Regions from separate parts of the Mus musculus genome. Here region 1 is linked to region 2. A link is a loop called in an ENCODE intact Hi-C map of the cell type or tissue named here. Cell type or tissue: left cerebral cortex. All regions are shown on one strand. Region 1 overlaps Gabra2 (gamma-aminobutyric acid (GABA) A receptor, subunit alpha 2). Region 2 overlaps Gabra2 (gamma-aminobutyric acid (GABA) A receptor, subunit alpha 2).

Region 1 (8,000 bases), 54 kb after region 2:
TAGTTGGAACATCTTCTGGATATATGCCCAGGAGAGGTATTGCAGTATCCTTCAGAAGTACCATGTCCAATTTTCTGAGAAACCGCCAGACTGATTTCCAGAGTGGTTGTACAAGCTTGCAATCCCACCAGCAGTGGAGAAGTGTTCCTCTTTCTCCACATCCTCGCCAGCATCTGTTGTCACCTGAATTTTTGATCTTAGTCATTCTGACTGGTGAGAGGTGCAATCTCAGGGTTGTTTTGATTTGCATTTCTCTGATGATTAAGCATGCTGAACATTTTTTCAGGTGTTTCTCAGCCATTCGGTATTCCTCAGGTGAGAATTCTTTGTTTAGCTCTGAGCCCCATTTTTTAATGGGGTTATTTGATTATCTGGAGTCCACCTTCTTGAGTTCTTTATATATATTGGATATTAGTCCCCTATCCGATTTGGGATAGGTAAAGATCCTTTCCCAATCTGTTGGTGATCTTTTTGTCTTATTGACGATGTCTTTTGCCTTGCAGAAGCTTTGCAATTTTATGAGGTTCCATTTATCGATTCTTGATCTTACAGCACAAGCCATTGCTGTTCTATTCAGGAATTTTTCCCCTGTGCCAATATCTTCGAGGCTTTTCCCTACTTTCTCCTCTATAAGTTTCAGTGTCTCTGGTTTTATGTGGAGTTCCTTAATCCACTTAGATTTGACCTTAATACAAGGAGATAGGAATGGTTCAATTCGCATTCTTCTACATGATAACCGCCTTTTGTGCCATCACCATTTGTTGAAAATGCTGTCCTTTTTCCACTGGATGGTTTTTGCTCCCTTGTCAAAGATCAAGTGACCATAGATGTGTGCATTACACTATATAAAGTTAGTTCCCAACTTCAAATATAATTAGTATCTCCCCACCTATTTAACTACAATAATTGAAATATATTTATCAAAGAAATTGCCACCATATCATTATATTTAAAACTAGATCTCATGTAGCTCAAACTGGTTTTGAACTAACAATATAATAAAGAATGACCTTCTGGTTATTCTTCTTCTATTTTCCAAGATAGGATTACAGGCATGCAATAATTTGCCTGGTTTTCAGGGTGCTGGGTTATTGACCCTAAGAGTCTTTATATACTAAGGAGGAACTTGGCAACTAAGCCACATCTTCAACCTCAGTAATATTCATTTTTGTTTTTCAAGACATGTGTCAGTTTTAGTACAGTACATATCTATGTGTATTTATGGCTAAATGAAGAATATTTTATATTACATAGATTGATTTCTCACCTAAATTAATGACCAATCTAACAGTTAGCAGCACTTTGTAAAGTACTAGCATAGGTAATAAATATATTTATGATTATATTCAGATGAAGAACGAAGCACCAACTTTTAGAAGGAGAAACTTTGAATTTCTAATGTCAAGAGGAAAAGATAGAAAAGACATTAAAATCAAAACAATAAATGTAAATAACATTCACAAAGTGCTTAAGGCACCTCTGTGTCTGCATCATATCCTTTAAGAATGCCTTGTGGGATTATAAAATGCAATGTAACATTCCTTAAGCTCAACCCTTGAGAGATTGAGGCCCTCCCCAATCTCAAAATGTCATCCAAGACTGACAGAATGGGAAACATGGAGACCTTGCTAGAAAGCAGAATGGTGAACCCAGTAGACATAATCCAAGGCATTTACTCATTTTCCCAGATAATAGTCTACCTTCATAAAAATTACAATGTAAAGTTGGAATTCAGCTGCAAGGGAAAGCTTTCTCTTGACAAAAGGAACAGAGTAATTGATTGATCCCTTATGTAGTTTGGGTAACTATGGTGGTTAGTATCCTGGGATCAGCCCAAAGTGGGCTGTTAGTCAGGAAGCTCTACCCCTAGTCAAGAAGCTATTAGCAACTGATAGCTGCTGAGAAAGTAAGGGTCAGCTTTCTTTAATCATATAGCACATATAAGTTGACCACACTCCAGACATTCAAAAATATCAAGCAGTGCAAATCATCCTTTACTGGGGGACTAGAGACGAAATGTTATATGGGTATGGAAAAGAAATGAATCTGAAAAGAGTTATGGAAGAGTGGGCAAAAATGGTCAAAATTCATTGTATGAAATTCTCAAAGTAATAATAATAATGATAATAAATGAAATCCTGAGATTATGAAGAGCTACAGGCAACTAATGACAACTGAAAGAGGGAGACTCAGTCTTCTCCAGAGATAAGTTCACTAATTAATTGCCCAATACCAGTAGTCAACTTTAATAATATATGTATACTACGTATTAGAAATACTACATAGACTCAATAGGTTGTATTTATATATTTATATGTAATTATTAAATGTAACCATGATTTTATTCTTTCTCCTATACTGGATTATCATTTTCCAATGTTGGTAAGGTCTTTTCCTTCTTTGCAATTGTCTTTAAAAATGCAGTAAAAAAAAAAGCTACTCAGGAGATAGATAGATAGATAGATAGATAGATAGATAGATAGATAGATAATTTAAGAAAAACCATAAGTAGTACACATAAGAATAATATTAAATATTAAAGACAATGATTTTCCTTTTAGAAACAGGATCATGTTATATACTCCCAGTTCTAACTGGCTTGGTATTTAGTCTGCTGCCCTGACCATCTTCCCTGAAGTTCCTAAGTGCGGGGATTATTAATACACAACCACTCCTAGTTAAGTTTGAGCTCTTTATATGACCTTTTAATAATAGGTGAATGACAGGAGCCACCTACTACTAAGTTTCTTGTTTATATGAAACTGAATTCCACAACGAAGCAAATATCAATTAAAAATTTAAATACCAGGTTAGCACATTGTTAATTGTTAAAGGTGACCATGATTTTATTATTTCTCCTATATTGGATTATCATTTTGCAATGCTAGTAAGCTCTTCCACTTTTTTGCAATTGTCTTTAAGCATACAGTATAAAAAGCTACTCGAGAATACCATATCTTCTGATGTCTCAAGACAGACAACATCTGAATGTCACAGTACCCTATCTACGTGAGTGAGCCAATTACAGAGATGACATGCCACAAAACAGCTCCCTGGAGGAGAAAAGTTTTGATGACGAGCCATCTGTTTTCTGCCCCACTAAATTTTGGATCTACTCACTTAAACATACACCTGCCCACTTCCACATCTGCTGATAGATTTTGTTTAGTGTCCCAGCTGTTTCAAGACAATGACAACAAAAGCTGAAATTGCAGCTGCCTCCAGCAACTGGTGGCAGTCTGGGAAAGAAATGCCTCTATTAGACACTGTTACCAAAAATGACAAAATCCAAAATTGTGTGTGGTAGTAGATAAAAAAAAAAAGTATGACAAGCCCATGATGTTACAATTTCACAGGCACCATCATGGAAATATCCCCATCCTGAGTCAACACCTAGATCCCATGAGACGTCATCACTAGTGCGTTTCACACGTAGTAATGTAAGTCCTAAGTGACCCTCTCTGCTAAAGCTATGAGTCAAACCCTCAGCTAGTGACAGCCAAAAATATCTCCAAGAACCTTACAGATTATGTGGGATGCTGAAAGGAATGAAAGCTAAAAGAAACCTTCTGTTAGAGCAATATTCTGCTCACTGTTCCATCTGGCTCATATTCTCTTTTAAAGGATCCAGATACTCGGACCTAGGAAGATAGCTCAGTTAATGTTAGCGCTTGTCTTGAAAGTACAAGAGCCTATGTTCAACCCTCAGTATACACACACACACACACACACACACACACACACACCACACACACACACACACACACACACACACACACACACACACACAGAGAGAGAGAGAGAGAGAGAGAGAGAGAGAGAGAGAGAGAGAGAGACAGAGAGAGAGAGACAGAGAGACAGAGAGACAGAGAGAGAGAGAGCGTCATGATGGTGTACCCTTGTAATCCCACTGTGAAGAGACTGAAGATAAGTGGAATTTTTATCCCATGTAAAATATTTTATTTTACTTTTTTCTTTTTTTATCAGATATTTTCTTCATTTACATTTCAAATGCTATCCCCTTTCCTAGTTTCTTCTCTGAAAGTCCCCTATACCCTCCCCCTGCCCTACTTCCCAATCTACCCACTCCCGCTTCCTGTCCAAGGCATTATCCTATAAGGGTCATATAATCTTTACAAGACCAAGGGCCTCTCCTCCCATTGATGGTCCAACTAGGCCAACCTCTGCTACATATGCAACTAGAGATACAATCTCTGGGGGGGGGGTACTGGTTAGTTCAACCCTCTCTATAGGGTTGCAGACCCCTTTAGCTCCTTGGGTACATTCTCTAGCTCCTTCATTGGGGGCCCTGTGTTTCATCCAATAGATGACTGTGAGCATCCACTTCTATATTTATCAGGCACTGGCATAGCCTCATAAGAGATAGCTATATCAGGGTCCTGTCAGCAAAATCTTGCTGGTATATGCAATAGTGTCTGGGTTTTGTGGTTGTATATGGGATGGATCCCTGGGTGAGGCAGCCTCTAGATGCTCCACTATGTTCATAGCAACCTTATTTATAATATCCAGAAACTGGAAAGAACCCAGATGTCCCTCAACAGATAAATGGATACAGAAAAACAATGAATTTATGAACTTCTTAGGCAAATGGATGGATCTTGAAGATATCATCCTGAGTGAGGTAACCCAATCACAAAAGAACACACATGATATGCACTCACTGATAAGTGGATATTAGCCCAGAAACTTAGAATACTCAAAATACAATAAGACCAAAGTGTGGATACTTTGTTCCTTCTTAGAATAAGGAACAAAATACCTACAGAAGGAATTACAGAGACAAAGTTCGAAGCTGAGACAGAAGATAAGTGGATCTTTAGTGATCATTGGCCAACCAGCCTGGCTTAATTGCTGATCATCAAATTAATGGGATCTCTCTCCCTCTCCCCCTCCCACTTCCCCTTTCCCTCCCCTCCCCCCCCCTCTCTCTCACACACACAGTAATGTGGAAGACAACTGAGGAATGACATTCAAGATAATTGTTTGATTTCCTCACTTATGTGCACACACACACACACAGAGCTCAAAAATTATCTTGATGTTTCTCTTTAAGTTCACATTTTTATAGTGGTGACATAGTTTAATATAAGCATTACTAATAATGTGGTATTTATGCAGATTTCCTTTGATCCAGTATATTTCCTTTTATGCAGAGTTACTTTTGATGTTACCATCCTGGATACTGTACTAAGTCAAAAGCTCCTGGTAATCAAAAAATACCTCATTTTAATTTTGACTTATCAGGTGACATCATACTCTTAGTAATATTTCCATCATTACTCCTTGGAAGTGACCACAAAGCATTCACCCTCATTCTCTTGTTGTCCCATCCCCACCTAAGCTTGCCCCATGCAGTTTCCAAATATGCCAAATATTTCCATACTCATGTAATCATTTTTATGTTCTCCCCAGTAGAATCCCCAGTTTTACATTTTTTTTTGCTTCAATGATCACCCTTACATGCCCTAGATAAGTAATTAAATCTACACTCCCATATTCCCTTCTACTTGACTGAAACACCAACCTTGAAATTCCATTTTCTTTTAATTAAGACTTCCTTTCTGGGTATGCAAATTTTAATCTTCCTTGTAAACCTGTCGGGTATTTTAGTCCACTGTTTCATTTCTTGGGAATCTGAAGAGTTCCTTTATGTAATTACAGTAACAGAAATGAATTCCCTCCATTCATTGCAATTCTCCCCGCCTGGGCTGCTTAAATTCGGTGTAGTAACTTCTAAGAAATTCGTATAATAAAAATATACTATAAACCTCTAAAGCAAGGAGCTTAATAGTAGTCTATAATATTTAGCTTTGAAAGTATTCTTACATGTGATGAAGAATATATCAAAAACCTTTAATCTCTATTTAACTGTCTCCCAAGACATAGGTCTTTCCCTTCCCAACCACTTGTACAGTTCAAGTCTGAAGTCCTCCTCTGTACCAGCAACCTTTAAATACACATCACACATCATTCAGAGGGCAACCAAACCTTTGAAAACCTTTTTGCTTTTCCGACCAGGAACTGTCCTCAGGGTATTTTGTATCCCTGACAGTTGCATAGCACAGGTTATACCTGAATTTATTCTGTTGTTCAGACTAAATGAACTGATGGTCCCCCTGATTCAGTCTCCCTAGAAGCTGGGTTACAGGTCTGGACCATCAAGTGCCTTGCTCCTAAATGCTTATCCCCATCCATACTAGATTACTCAGACATCAATACAAAACATAATCTGAGCAAACATTTGGGAATATTATTAGGATATATATATCCATCTTCTATTTTTTCTGATGCTGGGCTATCTCTAATCATAGTTAGGATCTAATTGCACTGAACATCCTTCCAAACATTTGAAACACTAGAAGAAATCTTTAGACTTTGTAGCCCATCTTCACAAAGAGTTGAAAACAGCCTTATGCTAGTTTTCTTACTGTTTTATGGGCATTTGTGCAAACTACATGTTAGCAAAGGAAGATTTTTACCATTGTATTAGATTTTAAATGAGGCATCTTCATCCTTTTTTTTAGTTCTCTGAGCAACACAGGATGAATAACTGTCTTGGGCCTCATATCAAATCAGTTCAGTAATACTCCAATCAAACAAGATTTTTTTTTTAAATTCTGAAGTGTTTCTTTCCAGACAATGTCACTGCAGGTAGTGCTGGAACACATTGTGCTTATTCCCTTAAGAAGCTAATGGCATCCTGAATCAAATAAAGATATTTATTTCCCCTCTTTTTAAACAAAAGAGGCTGTTTTAATGCAGGACTACTTTTGAAATTTTATATGAAGCATATTTTGCCCTTAAAATGCTTTAAACACTGATCAAAACAATAAGAACTATAATAAATAAAATAAATAAATTTTACCTACTACTGAATTAAGATGGAGATGACTTTTCCTTTGATGGGCTTTGAATTTTTTAAAGGCATGATAAATATAAAAAGCATTTCAAAGCCATTATATAATCAGCTAATAAAAGTATAAAATCCAATGAGAATTTTAAGGTCTATATCTTACAATATGTTGGTGACCTAAATTTGATGATATCTATATGAAATATGTGTAAGTACTAAGTTCATTCTTACAGGCAGTTGTGAATGAAAAGATCTCTTCCTTGAAAAATGAAGGTATTTCAAAGTAAAACAAGTTTTCAGGATTCTAGCTGTACCAAAAATTAGAAACTCAAAAGAAATAAACATGCTGTTTAATATACTGTCCCTCCTGTACTTCTTTTTATTTTACCCTTACGGTGTAGCTATTTTTCAATGTTCCTGTAGATCAACACATATTAAAAGTAATGAGGACATGTGTTTTCCTTAAGGTAACTGAGAAGTATCCAGACGTTTCAAATGGAGTTTTACTTGACTTATTATGTGTAAGAATCTGTCTCTAAAAGAGAACAGAGAACACTCTAGAACCCTACTGCAGACAGAACAAGACCTGATTTCTGAGGGTTGTAATGTTTTCCAGGTTCTTAGATCTCAGATTGGCAGACAGTATACAAAAATTCCCTCTATCCTCCTGAGAAGGACTTGTTCTTCAAACAGAAAAACACATAATTCTACAGTATCTTTAATTAAGAAGTTAAAGGGGCATTATTTTAACAATCTATATCTAGGTATGAGAAAATAATACGATATCATTTTATGCAAAGCCTAGGCTTTGCTCATCAAAATACTTTTAGCACTTAAACTAACATCACAAAATACTCAGAGATTAATACAAATGGCTAAACTGTGTGTGTAGTTACAGATTTGCTTGATTGTATGTTATGAGCAAGAGTAATTGATTTGTCTGAACTTCAGTAACTTGTCCTTTCCAAGAAACATGTGCTGACATTCAGAGTCATTTTAAGAGTGGTAACACACATGTTTATTTTGCCCCTCATCCAAAGGAACTTCATATCTATGAGATGAACAGCACTGTTAAATCTTATGGTATCTTTCCTACTTCATGACTTCAATGCCCATTAAGGAACAA
Region 2 (8,000 bases):
CTATTCAAAATACAGGTGTCTAACCACTGTATTTAAAATTAAATTTAGTTATAAATGTTAGTTAAAGACAAAACAAAGCCGTTGCAAATTGCAAGCCATTTTAAAATCTAAGCATCTGGAATGTGAAGACAAACACCTAAAATTGTTGTATAGGTGTTACAAATGTTCATCACAGCTCAGAAGCCAGCAGCCGCTGCTGAGTGCATTCAACAAAAACAGGAAGGGAGAAAAAGGCATACACATATTTAGTGCTCCTACAACTAAAATAGGAGAGAAAGGTAATTGAACGTTGAGTAACAACACAGAGCTGAAGGTTCATACAGCCATGGTATAGAGGAAATACTCATAGAAACCTTAATCATTCTATAGGTGGGATAATAGATAAAGAAAGCCAATTTCTTTTTTCTCAGCTTTCTATAGGTACAAGACAAAATAAAAAACAATGTAGGATACTAATACTAATTTTACAAACACTAAAATTCTCCATTTACTCAGCAAACTTCTTTAGTGTTATTTCCATAATTGGTCCTGCAAACAAGCAAATAATTTTCTTCAGCACAGCCTGTTATATAAACATAATTTCAAGAACACATTAAACTTGGAGAAGACAGCATAGTCTTCAGTACATAAGTATGTTAATTATAAGTCAATGCTCATAGCCAATTTCTGAAGATTCTGTCTAGTCACTAAAACAAGCAAATTTCAGGACTAATTTCAGAATGATTTCTCATTTACTCTGAATTACTAAGTGTATTTAAAAGTACTAAATTTATTTCATTATCCCTCCTTTTTTGCTATTAATGGCTAGGTCCTATTGAATAAATCCCTATCAGTAGTGTTGCTCCCATAATGAAGAAAAATGTGGCTTATGAGGCAGGTATATGGTAACTAAAAATAATTTTTGAGATATACAAAAATATTTAAGCTCAGAGTCATGAGTTTGTATTTAAAGAAACTTCAGCAACAGACTTGACAATGAATTAATATTGCAAACATTTCAACGAGTAGGGCACTTAAGATCACCAGAATGGCAATAAACCCAGTTAGTAAAGCTCTGTATACAAACATGCTCAATTAAACACAAGTTCCAGAACAGCACAGCTCTTCCAGCCATTGTGAAGGTGAAATACTTAGGCTTTCCCTTTGCAGTCAATGGTTAAGAAGTTTAAATCAATAATGGGAGAGAGATTCGACACTGTTAGATCTTTATATTATATTATTAAAGCAAACCTAATGAAACTACCCTAAATCTCTCATCATTTGCAGAGATTCAAATCATTTGGAAACATTTTGTGTCATTTAAAACTTTTATTTACTTACTTAATATTCAAGTTATCCCTAACCCTTAAGGGAACATATTTCAGTAGCAATATTCAAATTTTCAGAATTTTAAATTTCAATTCAAACCTGATGCTTCCAAATTTTATAGACTTGTCATTATATCATACATACCAACAACTCTCTGAGGCAGGAAACCACAGTTAAATACTCTTCTATCATGGACCAATAAAGAGCCAGTGGCCACAGATCATGAAAAATTTACAGATTATGGGAAGTTACAGGAATAATTACTAAAACTTGAGTTTTATAATTGCTGAATACAAAAACTCTTTCACATTTTTTTCTTTCCAGTGTTGGGGAAGCCAGGAATATGGGCTCACAAGAATGACAAGGGTCCTTCTCTTCCACCATAAAAGAAGTAAACAAAAGAGATGAGTGATTTAAACAATAAAACATATGAAGGTGCAAAATTTCTAGGAAAAAAAAACTGGAGAGCAACTATGGAAGAGCATTTTCTCTATCAAATAATTTCCTATCAAATACTTAAACAATGAACCAAATAGCTAATTAAAATTACATTTAGATATGGTTTAGTATATTTAGTAAATATTGTAGTGTCTATTTAATGTACAGACTGTAAGAAATGTATCCAGGTAACAGAACAACACCCCAATTTAAATAAATATCTAAAAATCCTAAATGTTGAGTTTTTTTTTTTAAAGAAACACTAAACATAGCTTACAAGCATATCAAATTCATTCAATATCATGAATCATTAAGAAAATAAAAACTATAGGCAAAATAATAATTGAGGGTATAGAAAAGATGATAGGTCAGTTTTGGCTTAGATATGAAGAAAAGGAGCCCTGTCTTGCACAGTGTGGGTAAGGGTTAAAATTAGTGCTGCCATTATGGTAAAGAAATAGAGTTCTCCACAAAAGATAATTATAAGTATCATCATAGTACATCATGAAAGGTTATCTTCTTTGAACACCCAAAAGAATCTCAATTACTAAATGAAAAGTTATAGCAATGGTATACAATATGAAATGTATGATAAGAACAGGCTCTTAAGTAGATCAGAGAAATTACTGGAGCACATATTATTTAATCTTTTTTTTTAATTTCAGTTGAATTTTGGAAAATATGATAACAGAAGCAACCTGCTAAAACTCTTTAAAAAGATAAAGTGTAATATGTAAACATTCCGGGGGAAAGTTGGACGTCACGGACATCAACTGGCACAGATACCTTTAAAATAGAAGCTTGAAAACCAAAGCAGGAACAAATATTGACAAAGCAAAGGGCCAAGTTTAGAGGCTGTGTAGAAGACCTCAACAGAAGCCGTCAAAGAACCACCATGTGTGGTTGACATTAATTTTACAATTAATAACAGTCAGAGGAGAAGTCCCATTTGTGCCCAACATTTATATAAAAGATGTCTATAATACAAACAATATTGATTAATCCTTAGCAGAACCAGACATATAAGAATATATTCTCCCCCTTTTCTAAACTTTCTTCTTTTTGCCTCCATTTTATATCTTCCTATAAGAGGAGAAGAAATGTAGGTGGCAAGCCATTGCTCATAGTAATCCCCCATGTGTGGGATGGAGAAGAGTTAGAATGTGCACACAACATATCAAAGAGTACACACATTAGCCTGACCTCCCTAAAGCTGTGGAATGGATTGAGATGCTGTCACAAAGTGGGAGTATTCTGATGAATATAGCATTCATGAATTTTTTTTTTCATTTGAGTTTCTAAAGCCCTTAGAATAGTATACAAACACTCTTACAGCCTCCATGTCCCTATTATATATCTTCCTACCTTCTTCAATCTCGCTCAACCAATTCTCCCATCACACACAAGCATACACTGACATTGCACTTCAGCAGTATTGACATAAATGCAAGCTTTTGGATGTGTCAAGTCATGGCTCCCTTATGCTAATTCATTGGTAAGTGTCACCTTCACTCTTCATCAGCTCCTTACATTTGACCATCTCCTACTCTATACTGAAAGCAGAGTTAACAATTCCCTTTTCATAACTATAACAATATATAGCAAACTGCCTGCATGACTGTTAGTAAACAATAAATACTCCCTGGATGAATGTTGAATAGATAGATGATTGAGCAAGTGAATGGATGGATGAATGAATGAATGAATGAATGAATGAATGAATGAATGAGGGAAATCATGAAAAGTAAAACATTCTGTAAACATTCTGGGTAGTGAGGCCCTGAGCAGATGACAATGGCATCAACAGAAGCAGATGTCAAAAGATAATGTAGGTGTTAATGCAGATGTTCTTCCTATGCACAGAAACCCTGATCCTCAATCCCTTGAGAAGTCCATGGTACACACATGTGTGTTTTCATATTGTTTTCATGTGACTCTTTTAAATGAGCCAGATCACAATATGAATATGAACACATGACAAGCAAGCCATGGACAAGCTTGTTCTCTGGAATCTATTGTTGTAAAGTCCTTTTTTGGAATATTTATGTATCTTGTGGACCTCATTTAGCTCTAGCAGCTTTCCTGGGCAGACTGTCATGATTTTCTCAGGCCATCTTCCCTATATGTGGCTCTAGTAGTAGTGAACTTCCCATTTCACTAAATGTAGAGTGCTTTGTGACAAAGGAGTCTAATCCATTTTTCAGCGGGACTTCCTTCCCTAGAAACCTTGAGAATCACAGATCTTTTGTCCACTAACATATCTACCTATAAATCCTTTGATAAAACTGTTATCACACTACTTTCAAGTTAGTTTTAGTACCCTCCCATTATGCAGTGAATTACTGAGGGGCACACCTGAATTATATGTAGATGCCTTTAGTCTCAAAGCTTTCATGGATACAGCATTTACTTTTGAATCTGTTGGAATATATGGATACAACTATTCCTTTTCACAGCCCAGAATGCAGTAAATAAGACAATGATCTTTACAACACACACACACACACACACACACACACACACACACACACACACACATTTAACAAAACTAAAAATTGAAGTACAAGGAAAAGAAAAATTGCTATTTTTAAGAAACCCCCAAAAAGCACTAGAGAAAGTTAAGTTTGATATTAGCCTTGACTACACTGAAAAAAAAATCCAGTTGGCAAAGCAGTAGATCAGTATAACAAGTATGGAGAAAAAATATGTACAAGGGCAGTGAGCTGTTAGCAATAATGGCATGTTCAGAGAACAGTGAGAAGTTCAACGCAATTTTTAAAAATAAAAGCCTCACTGAGAGTTACAGTGCCTTATAAAACTGCTGCCCTCTGTGCCGATCTCTTCTCAGCCATGCTGATTAAAATGTTGCCTCCACTCTTTCTCCACTTCCTCACTTCCCACATGCCTCCGCCCACTGCAATCTGGTTGCTTTTGCCACCATCAGCAAACACCTCCTTGTTCTTAATCTAATGACATATTTAAGCATTTTTCTCAGCTTTGCCATCGAAAAAGAGATAGTTTTCATCTCACTACTTAAGCAATATTCTTTAAGATACATCTTCCTCTTCTTGTTACTATTGTTGAGACCCCACCATGGAATCAGAGTCTGTCTCATGACCACCAGTCTATCTGTAGGATATGCCTTAGAAAAAGTATGGGTGTTTATAGAAATGGGTAAATTTAACTCTTCTTAGCCTATACATGCAATCTCTGGATTGCTTGTCTAAAAACAAAGGTTCCTCGAGACTTGCAATCTAAGAATCAAGCATTCCATCTCCAGATTTTTATTCACTTCTTTATGTTTAGAAAGAAAGCATTTATTTTGACTCACAGTCACAGGGAGAGTCCATCATAATGAAAAATTGCTGGCAGGCAGAGCAGAAAGCAGCTGAGGGTACTGCACGGACAGTCAGAAGGTAGAGGGTGGTGGGGAGCAGTGTTATGTTCCTTTGCACTCATGTGTGGGTTCCCTTTTTATTTTAAATATGTGCATTTTGTAATTTATGTATCTGTGTCTCTTTGTCTTGGTGGTCAGCATGAGTTTCAGCCACCAGTACATCAATTCTTGCAAAGGGCAGAACAGAGTGTCAGATCCTACAAAGCGGGAGCTTGATGGTAGTTACGGGCCTTTCAAAGGGAGTGCTGGACACCAACACTGGCCCCTCTGAATGATCAATGAGCACTCTTAACTAACAACCCCTCTCTCCAACACATGCAGCTTTTAGTTTAAAAATCACTCTGATTCAAGAAATTATAACTGTATAGTATGTAACTTACACAATAGAGTGAGCAGAATGGGAAATGTCACTCAGTCCATAGGAAACCAGGACATTTAATATTGCTGCTCTAAACTTACACAGCCCTCATTGCCCCCTGAAAAGTAATGGGCAGACTCTTTCTAAACTCACCTTCACTTTTCCTCTTCTGTATTTTTCTCCAACTTCTGTACCCAGCAGATCAACTAGTCATCAACTACATACATAGTGAAGTGTTAAATAACTGCCGTATTTCTTCTCTACTGCCAACATCTCATCCTGTCCCACCTCAGCTGACATATTTAAGCATTTTTTCTCAGCTTTGCCATCAAAAAAGAGATAGTTTTCATCTCACTACTTAATCAATATTCTTTAAGATACATCTTCCTCTTCTTATTACTACTGTTGCGAACCCACCATGGGATCAGAGTCCATATCAAGTCCACCAGTCTATCTGTAGGATATGCCTTAGAAAAAGTATGAGTCAGCCGACAGTCATGTCTTGGCTGAGGCAGTCTCCATCTCACATATTTTTGCTTCTCCCCACATCTGACATCTATTACTTATTTCTGAGAACCACATAGACTCTAAGACACAAGTCTACCCATGAATGTATTATACTCTCAACCTACTGCACATCAATTTTGAGAGGCACCTGAGCAACAACTTCTTTACTAGAAACTTCAGCCTATCCCAATAAGATATTTAGGAATCTTATTTTGAGAAGCATTTTTTCATATACTTTCATGGGGCTGGATATTATCTGATGCGTCAAAGTCTTTGAGTCTAACCTTCTCACTCCAAAGTTGAAAGTAACTCTTTTATTACTTATTCATTTTAAACTCCACTCACTGTCTACCTCCCAGTCAGCCTCTCCATCAATACTTCCCTCATTCCCCTCCTCTTCTCCCCTGAGGGGGTTCTCCACTAGGTATCTCTCCCATGCTGGCACTTCAAGTCTCTGCAAGGGTAGGTGCTTCGTTTCCCAATGAGGCCAGACAAGGCAGCCCAGCTAGAACATACCCCACATACAGGCAACAGGGATAGTTCCCTCTCCAGTTGTTTAGGACCCACATGCAAACCAAGCTGTACATCAGCATCTGTGTGGGTAAGCCTTGGTCCAGCTCTTGTATGTACTTTGAGTGGTGCTTCAGTCTTTGAGAGCCCCAAGGGTCAATGTTAGTTGATTATGTTGGTCTTCCTAGGGAGTTGCTATCCCCTAAAAGGCTACAAAATAACTTTTAAATGCCAGTTTTAAAACAGGCAAAGATGATAACTTCCCTTCTGATACACAGTACATCCCAAGTCCCCTGGACCAACTACATTGGCAAATCACAATGGGAAGAAAGAAAGCAAGTAAGCACAGTGTGCCTTTTCTACTAGACATTGGTATCTTAGGGCTCGCCATACTTTGAACTACACAGTACTGCATTGGCTTCTTGGGAATTGTACTTTGTACTTAATGTTTACAAAAATGAATAAAAGTATGACTCAATTAGATCATTGTAATTAATACACCAAGGTCACACTTACCTGAATGTCTAACTTGTTAATAATATAAAGGAAAACACAGTTGATGAGAACTCACAATTCTACTCCAAAGTCCAGTGCTATAGCACTAACACTGAGCAAGGGACAATTACCTAAGCTGTGGTTCTTTTTACAGGCCTGGGTACCACATTTTGTGGCTTTAGTGCTAATGTCACAAAATATGCACATGCAATGAAATATCCACCAATACAGGAAAAGAAAATTTTTATATATTTTGTGGAAAAGACATATTTCCTTATATGGAAACTCGTGGAGGTAGGTCAGGCATGGACATATTTCTTTATATGGAAATTCATGGAGGTAGGTCAGGAGTGGGAGAAATTGCAGTAGTGTGCACGCCTACTGCAAACTTTGTCCATTGTTAGCTCCCAGTACATTCTAACGCTTAATTACCTTTTTACTCATTAATTTTTAAATGTTGAAATTAAAGATTTTTAACTTAACTGCAGACAGTGTAATTAGAATCATTAATTATAATTCAGATCCACAACTTTCTTTAGACAATTACCCTGGTTAATGAGTTTTTGATCGCCAAGCGTGAACATGTGTCTGCACGTTTATGTGCATATGCACGTGTGCTCTATGTGCATGGGTGTGTTGTCCTTGGTTCTTAATGCTTTGTGTTATGTTGCTATTTTCCCTCAGGCTAAAGTCAGAATAAATCTATAGCACTGACCTGAACAATAGGATCTAGGAGTTTAGTTAGGTTTTGCTACTTATTATGTACTTCATAGAAAGAACAGCAGTTATACTACTAAAAAGGAAATGAAATATCTCCAGTATTTGTTCTTATTAACTAAATACTTTTATGAGACATGAGCCCTATGCCTCCATATCTCCTTCTATTTGTAGGTTATAACATGGACGTGTTTTTCTTTCCCATGTGCGGCAGGTCTAATTAGATTATTTCTGTTTTCAGTAAACACAGGTTCAAACTTGTCTTCATTA

What was found. A loop is a pair of places that touch in the nucleus more often than their neighbours do. Peaks named below come from ENCODE experiments on the same cell type or tissue, not always from the same donor. Only the 100,000 strongest peaks of a DNase experiment are listed, where the experiment ranks them.
Region 1: a loop joins it to region 2, with 2.5 times the contacts of the local background. A loop is called at or near these places in 2 of 42 quality-filtered maps.

What each region holds. Positions count from the first base shown.
Region 1 is chr5:71,075,553-71,083,552 of GRCm38, forward strand. The region is part of intron 3 of Gabra2 (gamma-aminobutyric acid (GABA) A receptor, subunit alpha 2); the gene reads right to left. Among named protein-coding and RNA genes, the nearest start is that of Gabra2, 16 kb to the right of the region's middle. In left cerebral cortex, no CTCF peak of the experiment used is centred here; a DNase peak (open chromatin) is centred at 3,487.
Region 2 is chr5:71,021,510-71,029,509 of GRCm38, forward strand. The region is part of intron 4 of Gabra2 (gamma-aminobutyric acid (GABA) A receptor, subunit alpha 2); the gene reads right to left. Among named protein-coding and RNA genes, the nearest start is that of Gabra2, 70 kb to the right of the region's middle. In left cerebral cortex, no CTCF peak of the experiment used is centred here; DNase peaks (open chromatin) are centred at 4,647 and 5,984; H3K27ac peaks cover 1,879 bases.